Linked DNA regions of Homo sapiens: region 1 is linked to region 2. The links are chromatin loops, found by intact Hi-C in ENCODE. Cell type or tissue: PC-3. All regions are shown on one strand.

Evidence for each region. Hi-C counts contacts between places; a loop is a spot of excess contacts. Peaks named below come from ENCODE experiments on the same cell type or tissue, not always from the same donor. Only the 100,000 strongest peaks of a DNase experiment are listed, where the experiment ranks them.
Region 1: it touches region 2 in a loop (6-fold over the local background); 2 of 110 quality-filtered maps call a loop at or near these places.

Annotation. Positions count from the first base shown.
Region 1 is chr10:120,839,254-120,844,253 of GRCh38, forward strand. The region is part of intron 1 of WDR11-DT (WDR11 divergent transcript); the gene reads right to left. Among named protein-coding and RNA genes, the nearest start is that of WDR11-DT, 9.4 kb to the right of the region's middle. In PC-3, a CTCF peak has its summit at 2,795 (motif pointing left); a DNase peak (open chromatin) is centred at 2,688; H3K4me3 peaks cover 413 bases; H3K27ac peaks cover 2,969 bases.
Region 2 is chr10:120,508,427-120,513,426 of GRCh38, forward strand. The region is part of intron 2 of PLPP4 (phospholipid phosphatase 4); the gene reads left to right. Among named protein-coding and RNA genes, the nearest start is that of PLPP4, 54 kb to the left of the region's middle. In PC-3, no CTCF peak of the experiment used is centred here; DNase peaks (open chromatin) are centred at 165 and 2,955; H3K27ac peaks cover 2,792 bases.

The DNA of each region.
Region 1 (5,000 bases), 330 kb after region 2:
TGTTTAAGGAGAAAAGTCGATGCCGGATCTGAGCTGTCAGTTTAGTGCTCTCCCTACTCAGCCAGTCACCCACTCTGCTGGTGACTTTGTCTTCCATGTTACTGGGTGATGTTTCTTTAAAATGTCTTGCTGTGCAAAGTATGCACTCCTGGTCCCTATTCAACCCCCATGAGAACGTCACAAACACTCCTAAATCTCACATGAAGCAGCTTTATATCCTGGACAGAGCCCTGGCTTGGAAGTGAGAAAACCTGGCCAAGGTTCGTTTCTGTCCTCAGCTAGCTATGTGATCGTGAGCAAGTCACTTAATCTTTCTAAGGCTGAGTTCCTTCATTTACAAAATGGGGTTGGTGATACCCAAAATAAGGCTGACAAAATAAGGTTCGCTGGAAATTCAAATGCTTTGGGTTAAATAATACAGGATTAGCTGATTTAAAGTACCAATGTTATAAGGAAAATAATCTAACAAATGCAGTAAAGGTCTTGGCACATTTTGATGCTAGAGTTGGTGGGAGTTGGAACAGCCAAGCACTAGGAAAGAGTTCTGAGTCGAGACCAGGACTGGAAAGGGAGGCTCGGTGCAGGTCAAACCAGGAGGAAACTGGAGGCAACATCATACTGAAAGGTACACAAGTTGTAGCCCCCCTCCTTTAAAACTTAACTCCTGCAGTCACCAGAGGCAAGCCCTGAGCAGCATCTGCCTAAGTAAGCGTCTGTGACTTGCAGAGTGGTCGTCCTGGCCCACAGCTCTTGGAGAGCACTGGGTGGGGCACGCCTGGCAGCTCAAACAGCTGAGTCTTTCACTGAGTGTGAAGACAGCCTGATCCTTTAAAAAGAGTGGAGTTAACCCCTCCTCTAGGTCAATCTCAGCAGTAATTTTCCAAATGCTGCATGATGCATTCATGTTATGACCCCCTAAAGCTCTTGTTTTAGTTCTAGAGCTAGTCTAAGACTATTTACCACTGGTTTTTTGAATCTCTGTGTGTCATACTTGCATTTTCACTTAGAGTAAGACCAACCTGTAAATCAAAGTCTGCCCTCGGGCGCGGTGGCTCACATCTGTAATCCCAGCACTTTGGGAGGCCAAGGCGGGCGGATCACGAGGTCAGGAGATGGAGACCATCCTAACTAACACGGTGAAACCCAGTCTCTACTAAAAATACAAAAAATTAGCCGGGCGTGGTGGTGGGCACCTGTAGTCCCAGCTACTCGGGAGGCTGAGGCAGGAGAATGGCGCGAACCCGGGAGGTGGAGCTTGCAGTGAGCAGAGTTCACGCCACCACACTCCAGCCTGGGCGACAGAGCGAGACTCCATCTCAGAAAAACAACAACAACAACAAAAAAAAACAAAGTCTGCCCTAAAACAGCCTTGAGTGTGGACCGACTGAATTGAGAGGCCTGGGTACCAGCAACAGCCAAAGCAGGGGTTCATAGAGCCCTCACCTATCCTGAAAGTGCCTCAGGACAATCTCATCCTACTCTTTGGAAACATAAAGAATAATACAGCAACTTTTTTTAAAAAGAGAAAACTGGCTGCAGTTGTGGTGTCCTGGTGACTCATGCAGCAAATTCAACTCCATCTTTACCCAAATCCTTATTATTTCTTCTCCTGCAAGCCACTCCTTAAAGAGAAAATATAAATATCGCTCTTCAGATTCAAGATGGTATAGCTTAGATGGGTTAGTGTTGTTATTGAAAATAGGAGGCCTCAGCCGGGCAGAGTGGCTCACACCTGTAATTCTAGCACTTTGAGAGGCCGAGGCGGGCTGATCACTTGAGGCCAGGAGATTGAGACTGGCCTGGCCAACATGGTGAAACCTGTCTCTACCAAAAATACGAAAAAATAGGCTTCGTGGCTCATGCCTGTAATCCCAGCTACTCAGGAGGCTGAGACACGAGAATCACTTGAACCCAGGAGGCAGAGGTTGTAGTGAGCCAAGACCATGCCAATGCACTCCAGCCTGGGTGACAGAGTGAGACCCTGTCTCAAAAAAGAAAGAAAGAAAATAGGAGGCTAGATTCATGCTCCAGCACTGTCAGCAAATAATAAGGTACTATAGGAAGCTAGGTGCTGTTTTGAGCTCTTTTAATATGTTATCTAATTTAGTGTTTTTCATCATCCAGGAATAGTTACTCTCCTCCCCACAAATAACAGAAGGAGAAAAGGAGGCTTAATGAGGTCAAGTAATCTGCCCAAAGTCCCAACAAACACCCTCCTGTTACTAATGCTAACCTTCCATGACTCTCCAGCGCTAGAATAAAATCCAGTGTGAGGGGTTAAGAAGTGAAACAGGCTTAGCTCACATAGAAAGTCCTTAGCTCATCTCCTAGCACATGGTTAAATGCTCAACAAATGATATCTGGCATTAGCAATAGAAGGGCATTTGAAAGCCTTTAAAGAAACACACAGAATGCATGGATTTTATGGACTTGTGCACAGAGAAGCCCGTGGTGCTAGAAGATACCATGTAGGACTGTCACCAGTGTGCCTCAAGTTGCTCATTATCTTGCCATTTCACATAAAATAAAACAGAAATGCAAATAAAAGCTACACAAATAATGAAACATATATAAAAGAAAATTTTCCCTTTGACTCATCCAATTTTTCCTGGGAGTAATGCACCTTGTGCTTAGATACACAATTCTCATTGTCAGAGTTGTTTTCCCTTTGCTTTCCACAATCAGACCACAATCAGACCACATCCAGGCCAGTGCTTGGTTTTGGAAATAAGACCTTGACCACAGCCCTTTGCCTCACTGGGAATGTGTTGCTCAGCTAAGTGGCTCAAAGTCCATGCTGCCACCTACAGAATGTGAGAACATTTTGGCAAATTATATATCTGACAAGAGACTCAAACAGGCACTATGGCTCCTGCCTGTAATCCCAGCTACTCAGGATGCTGAGGCAGAAGGATCCTTTGAGCCCAGGAGTGTGAGGCTACAGTGAGCTATGATCACACCACTGCACTCCAGCCTGGGTGACAGTGAGACCTTGTCTTAAAAAAAAAAAAAAAGAAAGAAAAAGAAAAAAAGAGACTGTTTCTAGAATATATGAAGAACTCTTATAACTCAATAGTGAAAAGACAGATACCTCAATATAAAAATAAGCAAAGGATCTGAATATTTATTCAAAGAAGATATAAATGGCCAATAAGCACTTGAAAAGATGCTCAGCATCATTAGCCATCAGAAGAATGCATATCAAAACTACAACGAGAACTACTTCACACCCACCAGGATGGCTATTATAAAGAAGACAGATAATAATGAGTGTTGGCCAGGATTTGGAGAGATTGGAATACTTACACACTGCTAACAGAAATGCAATACGGTGCAGTCTCTGGAAAACAGTCTGGCAGTTTCCTCAAAAAGTTAAATATAGAGTTTTTATATGAGCCAGCAATTGTACTACTAGGTATATACCCAAGAGAATTGAAAACATATATTCACACAAAAAATATGTACAGGAATGTCCATAGCAACACATTTGAAATAGCTAGAAAGCAGAAACAAACCAAATGCCTATCAGCTGATGACTGAATAAATAAAAGATGGTATATCCATATAATGAAATATTACTCAGCAGTGAAAAGGAATAAAGTACTGATAGATGATACAACATGGACAAATTTTGAAAATGTTATGGTAAGCGGAAGAAGCCAGGCATAAAATACTACATGCTTTATGGTTCCCTTCATATGAACTGTCCAGAACAGGCAAATGTATATGGACAGAAAGTAGATGAGCAGTTGCTAGAGTTGAGGGATGGCAAGTAGGGGAAATGGTGAGCAACTGCTAATGGGTACAGGGTTTCTTTTAGAAGTGATAAAATGTCCTGAAATTGATTATGGTGATGGTTGCTAAACTCTGTGAATATACCAAAACACAGCAAATTATACATATTAGATGGATGAATTGTATGGTATGTGAATTATGTCTTAGTGAAGCTGTTGTTTTTTTTTAAATCTCACGCTTCCCAGGCAGCTGGAGTTTCTTCTAACTGGGCTGTGGAGTACATGACATGGAAGGCAATGTGGTTAAAGGCATGCGTTTCAGAATCAGACTCCCCTGGGTTCCAACGCTGGCTCTGCCTTTTATTGTCTGTATAAACTTGGGCAACTCTGTGAACTTGTGAAAATATTTGTCATAATATAGTCTTTGTGACTTTGTGCAGATGAAATGAGATGATGCAGGTAAAAGGTTTATCACAGTATTCAACTTGCAAGTGCTTAAAAGGAAGCTACTGACTTCATCACCTACGTGAACTTGGAAAGTTTACTTATGAAGTAAGTCATTTATTCTGTTACATATTATTTCTGTCTTCTTCCATTTCTTGTGTTTCCACCACCAAATCAAAATAGGAATCAGAAGTTCGCATGCATTTATCTCTACTGACTTCAAAAGAAGAGGGTAAAAAAGTTGTCCTAGTTTAGGGATGCAAATGATTTAGCAGTGGCAGGATGCCCTGAGTGCGCATTACCAGGCTTTGGAGTTTATGTCATCAGGCATGGGGCGAAATGGTAGCTTTTGAGGCATAAAAGAGGAGCATAAGTTCTGTCCTATTAAAGAGATCAATTGTCCAGTGTGTCCAATATTCTGTCTTCCACTCTGGCCAAGACAGATGCTTCAGAGAAGGACATAAAATCCATTAACATACTTAATTACACACTCTTGTATTATGGGAGATACATTACTGTCCCAAACCCAGCCTGTCCTTGCCTAAATATCCAACATCCATTATCTTCAAGGTAGCTTACAGATTTAAACTAATTAATCTCTTTTTCTCCAAGAGGCTTTTTCTTACCAGGGGGATGAGAGGGCTGGTTACCTGCTGCCTGCCCCCATCTGTGAGCTACTGCGCTGATGCCTGATTGTCACCTTGTGCCTGTTTGACCTTATGCTCAGTGGGCATTTGGAACTCCTGCACCATCAATCATTTGTTGAAGACCAACTGTATGCCAGGAAAGGTGCCAGACATTGGGGCAAAAGGAAGACTAGGA
Region 2 (5,000 bases):
GTGAATAAACCCCAGTGACAAGCTCCTCTCTGGCTAACACCCTCGCATCGAGGCTGCTCTGGCTTCGATCCCTTCTGGTTGTTAGAAGTCCTTGGCATCCTCATGCCCTCCCCCATCAAACACACTGCTTCACATTTTGTGGTTTCCCAGAAGCGCCCCGGCAGTGTGGTGCATGGTGCCTTACATCAGCAGGTGGGGATGACTCACTTTCTGGGTGCAGCACTGGCCAGGGATTGACGCCCCTTCCTGTGTTGATTCATGGGTGGATGCTCCATAACTTAGTTTGTCGTTTAGGGTATGGTCAGGGTGCCTGGGAGAGTTAGGCTCCCTCTTCTCTCCCCAACCTCCTCCTGCTACTCAAAGGTGCACACTACTTAGATCTAAGGGTGCAGGTGGGCTTGAATTGAAAATGCATCAATCCTATGTGTCTGGTGACAAGATCTTGATACCCTTTTAACAGTCTTTTCTAGAAAATAATGAAATACTAGTCAACAACCAGCATTTGCCGGATGCTAGCTCTCTGTTGGATCCTGTTGGTGGGCAGTTGGTTTGGGCTCCACAGTGGCCTACAAGGGGTCAACTCCCAGCTTTGCCATTCACTAGCTATGCAAATTTGGAAGATCACCTCCCCTCTTAGCACCTTACTTTCTTTATCTGTGAAAGGTGTCTTTAAGAACATGTCCCATCAAGCTCTAGAGAGCATCAGATGGGGGTGACAGACCTTTGGCACTTCACTTAGTGTGTGGCACCTAATCAGCATTCCATAACTATTAGTGAATTGAAATCCTGCCAATAATACTTGCCATGGATATTATTATCGTCATACCCATTTATAGATAAGGAAACTGAGAATCAAAGAGGTTACATGATTTGCTCAAGGACAAAGAATGGATAAGTGTCAGGAGCTAGGGCTGAACTCACCTCTCCTCAATCTGAGTCCATTCCGCACATTTTTTTTTGTACAGAGCTCTGGCTTCCCAGCCTGTGGAATACATACAAAACTAGCCACATTCCAGATCCTGCTTAATGATACATACACTATCTCTTTATGTGGGCACTGTGCAGTACAATTAGTAACTTTAAAGATGGTGTTCAATATATAATCTCTGCCAGCCTCAGTTTCCCCATCTGTAAACTAAAGCTTTTGGGCTAAGGGAATCACCGAGATTCAGGACTCCAACCCAGGAGCATGGCAACCCAGTCTGGGAGTCTTGGTCCTACTAGCTGTGTGCATTTGTGTGTTCACTCATCTCTCTGAGTTTTAGTTTGGTTATTTGTACAATGGGAATAATATTTTCCATAGCAGAATAGTTAGAAGATTGGAAAGTGTGAGGAAAGTCCATAACACGTAGTAGGTGCTTAAGATATGACAGCTGTCACTGAAATTTCTATGACTTATCTATGACCTGGAAACAAGCCTCCTTACCTTTCTTTTTTAACTTGGAAAAAAAGCATGCACTATGTTTTATTTAATGTTTACTTTCTAGGGTAGGAACTGCTCTAACATTGTGGTCAAAAGTGCAGAGCCTAATTTAGATGGTCTGGGTGCAACTCCTCATTTTACCACTTGATTAGTTGTGTGACTTCCAGCAGGTTGCTGAACCTCTCTGTGCTTTATTTTCCTATGCATTAAGTAAGAAGCCTTTTCCATGTAGGATTGCTGTGAGAAGTGAATGAGTTAATTTGCATGGGGTGCCTAGAATAGACTATAGTCCTTAGTAAGTTCTCAGTACACGTTAGCCTTTGTTATTGTAACCTAGGTATGTACATTCAGCAGCCCCATACTCATAACAAGTGAGCAGAACTCAAGTCCAAGAAGGGTTCAATATGTTCTCTGAATCCTGCAGCAGTGTTCGGCTGGAATTCTTTGTTTTCTCTCAGGTCTCAGTTAATAAGCTCTGACCACTCCCCATCTTCCTACCCTGGGCTCATCCTAGGATTTCCTAGGATTTGATTCTTTTAAAATTAGCCATGGAAACATTAACAGAAGAGAAAACAATACCAAGGGAGACTTTGCTTGCTCATGTTTTTCCTCCACCTCTGCCCATGTGTGGAGGTACAAGGGAGCATCCCCACCTTACGTCCCTCTGTACATCTTCATCTGCTCCCCTGGCTCGGGCAGCAGAACTGCAGCTACCAATGGCCTTTGTCGAAAGAGTGGAATGCTTATGCACTGGTTTCAATTCAGTCTGCTTTGCTGAGTGAAAGTGAGGTGGTGGGGTGCTTACTCGCCTCATTCCTCCTTTACCCAGTTCAGAGGTGTTTTGCCCTAGGAGGAAGTCGTTTTCCTAATGTGTTGGCTTCTGAAGTTCACCTCTTAATTCCAACTTTCATTTAAAAATGTTTGTGTACAAGGGGGTGAATGATACATGTAACTATGTCTCTATCCATCCTGATTCACGGACTGTGCTGCCCAAGGATATGGCAGATACATTTCCAGGAGAAGAATGAGACACTAGGGCCCATTGCTTTTAGGATGAGAGGAGGAAACAAGCCACATCTTGCAATCACACAGACACCTCTGCTGCAGCAACTCTGGGGTGGGAACCATGGCATTTTGAAGGCTGCATTCCCTTGCCTGGGAAGCCCTTGATATGGGGAGCCTTGGGCCCTCCTAGGTGCTTAGCATTGGCTCAAGAGCAGTTGATAGTGGTCCTAGAAAAGATACCAATATGCATCTACCTAGGAAATTTGCAGCATGAGTTAAATTAAGTCCAGCCTTGTTGGGGAAGTGGGGGTGAGGGTCCAATTAGGAAGAGGCAAGTTGAGGCAGGGCGCAGTTCTAAAGGAGACCACTGGGCCATCAGGCCATGAGCTTGGAGTCATTGGGCAGCTCTAATGAATTCTTCAGCCTGCACACCTGGCCTTGATCCTGAGCGCCTCCCACCTGGCACCCACATCTCCTATGTGGGCAGTGACTTTCTGCTCTGGAATTTCCTTTGGAAGCCTCATTGGGAAAGTCATCCCAACTCATACTTTTTTCTGGGGTTTCATTGTTGCCTAACCTTAGATTATACCAGCTGGGATTGCCTTGAAATGTTTCCTTCAAAACCATGTTGTTCTCCTATATAAACACTGACTTGGTAGTATCATTACTGGGTCGTCCACTATTTAGTGAGTTGCTTTCTCCTATTTGGGAGCACATTGCCTGGTCTGTATGCAGTGCTTAAAGGGACAGAAAACAGGAAGGTAAGCTGGTAGCCTTCATGTTTGGATTTGGAGAAACAAGGACTTCTTTGACCTTGACCATAACATTGGACTTTAGTAAGTGGTGCTTCAATTCTTGTTCTTTAAGCACTAAATGCATGAGACAAAAGTCTAAGGCATAATTCTCAATCATCAGCATCAGTACCATTTGAGATATTGTTAAAAATGTACATTTCCGGGCCAGGTGCGGTGGCTCACACCTGTAATCCCAGCACTTTGGGAGGCCGAGGTGGCGGATCATGAGGTCAGGAGATAGAGACCATCCTGGCTAACACGGTGAAACCCCATCTCTACTAAAAAAGTACAAAAACTTAGCCGGGCGTGGTGGCGGGCGCCTGTAGTCCCAGCTATTTGGGAGGCTGAGGCAGGAGAATGGCGTGAACCCAGGAGGCAGAGCTTGCAGTGAGCCGAGATCGCACCACTGCACTCCAGCCTGGGTGACAGAGTGAGACTCCGTCTCAAAAAAAAAACAAAATGTACATTTCCAGACCAGCTGTATAAGCATGTTTGAGGAAATCAGTACTTCAACAAGCCGTGTAGTTATTTAGGTGTGAGAGCTGCCCAATAATTTATGGCACAGACTTACTGGACCTCTTAACTCAGGAGTGTTGCCCTTCTGAATAGCCCCCAGGGGAATCCTCTGTTTTCTCTGTAGCAGTTCTGAATCTCCTCTAGTGCATCAGCCCTTTAGCACCTGAATACCCTCCATGGTGGCAAGACTTGCTTATTTGACTTTTAAACAATCCAAGTCATTCAGGGCCACAGCTGAATCATCAAACTGGTTACTACCACTTCTGGTCAGAAATAAATGGTAGCAGGTAAGGAGAGGGCTTTTTTCATGTCTCATACAAATGGCCTCTGAAGACAGTTCCCAAAGAGGAGTCCCCGAGATAATTTGAGCTCTAGCAGTCTGGTTGTAGTAAGGGTGTGGAGCATCTAAGCCTGCATTCATTTGGTTGAATTCTGTTTTTATAAAAGAAGAGCTCTTGGCCAACATGGTGAGACCCCATCTCTGCTAAAAATACAAAAATTAGCTGGGCGTGGTGGTGTGCACCTGTAGTCCCAGCTACTCAGGAGGCTGAGGCAGGAGAATTGCTTGAACCCGGGAGGTGGAGGTTGCAGTGAGCGGAGATCACTCCACTGCACTCCAGCCTGGTGACAGAGTGAGACTCTATCTAAAAAAATAAAAAATACATTTAAAAAAGAAGAGCATATTCCAGCCATGCCTTAGTTCCATCAGGAAACCCCTCTCCAAAAAGTGATGTCTTACTAGAGCAGAGAGAGAGATTTCCAGAATTATGAACACTATTCGTCAACAGTTACACCCCAGCCCTCCCACCACTGACTGCTAGGCCAATTCTGGATTTGTGAGATGTTCAGTCTCTTCTGATATTGTTATCCTGAGATGTTATAGTCATGAAGAAGCAACAAAAAATGCCTTTTATATGGTTGGTGGAAGGTTTAAAAACAATTTACTAATTACGGAAGCTGGAATAAAGACTCAATATGGGAATGGAAACCTTGTCCCCAAATCCTAGCCTCGCCCCTCTCCAGTTGTATGTTCCCAGGCACATCACCTAGTCCTCAAGCCTGGAGGAGGCAGTCACAGAGTTATCATGAGGATGTAAGAGGCTCCTGGACTTGATGGTACCACCAGTACCATGGTTTCCACCTCACAGTAGGTTCTGTAATGAGTGTTGGCTGCATCTGAATCCCACCAGTTTAACTCATTAAGTCTGAGTTGAGCATCTATGTGGAGGAAAGGGTATAGAGGAAGGAAGAGTAGAGTCTTT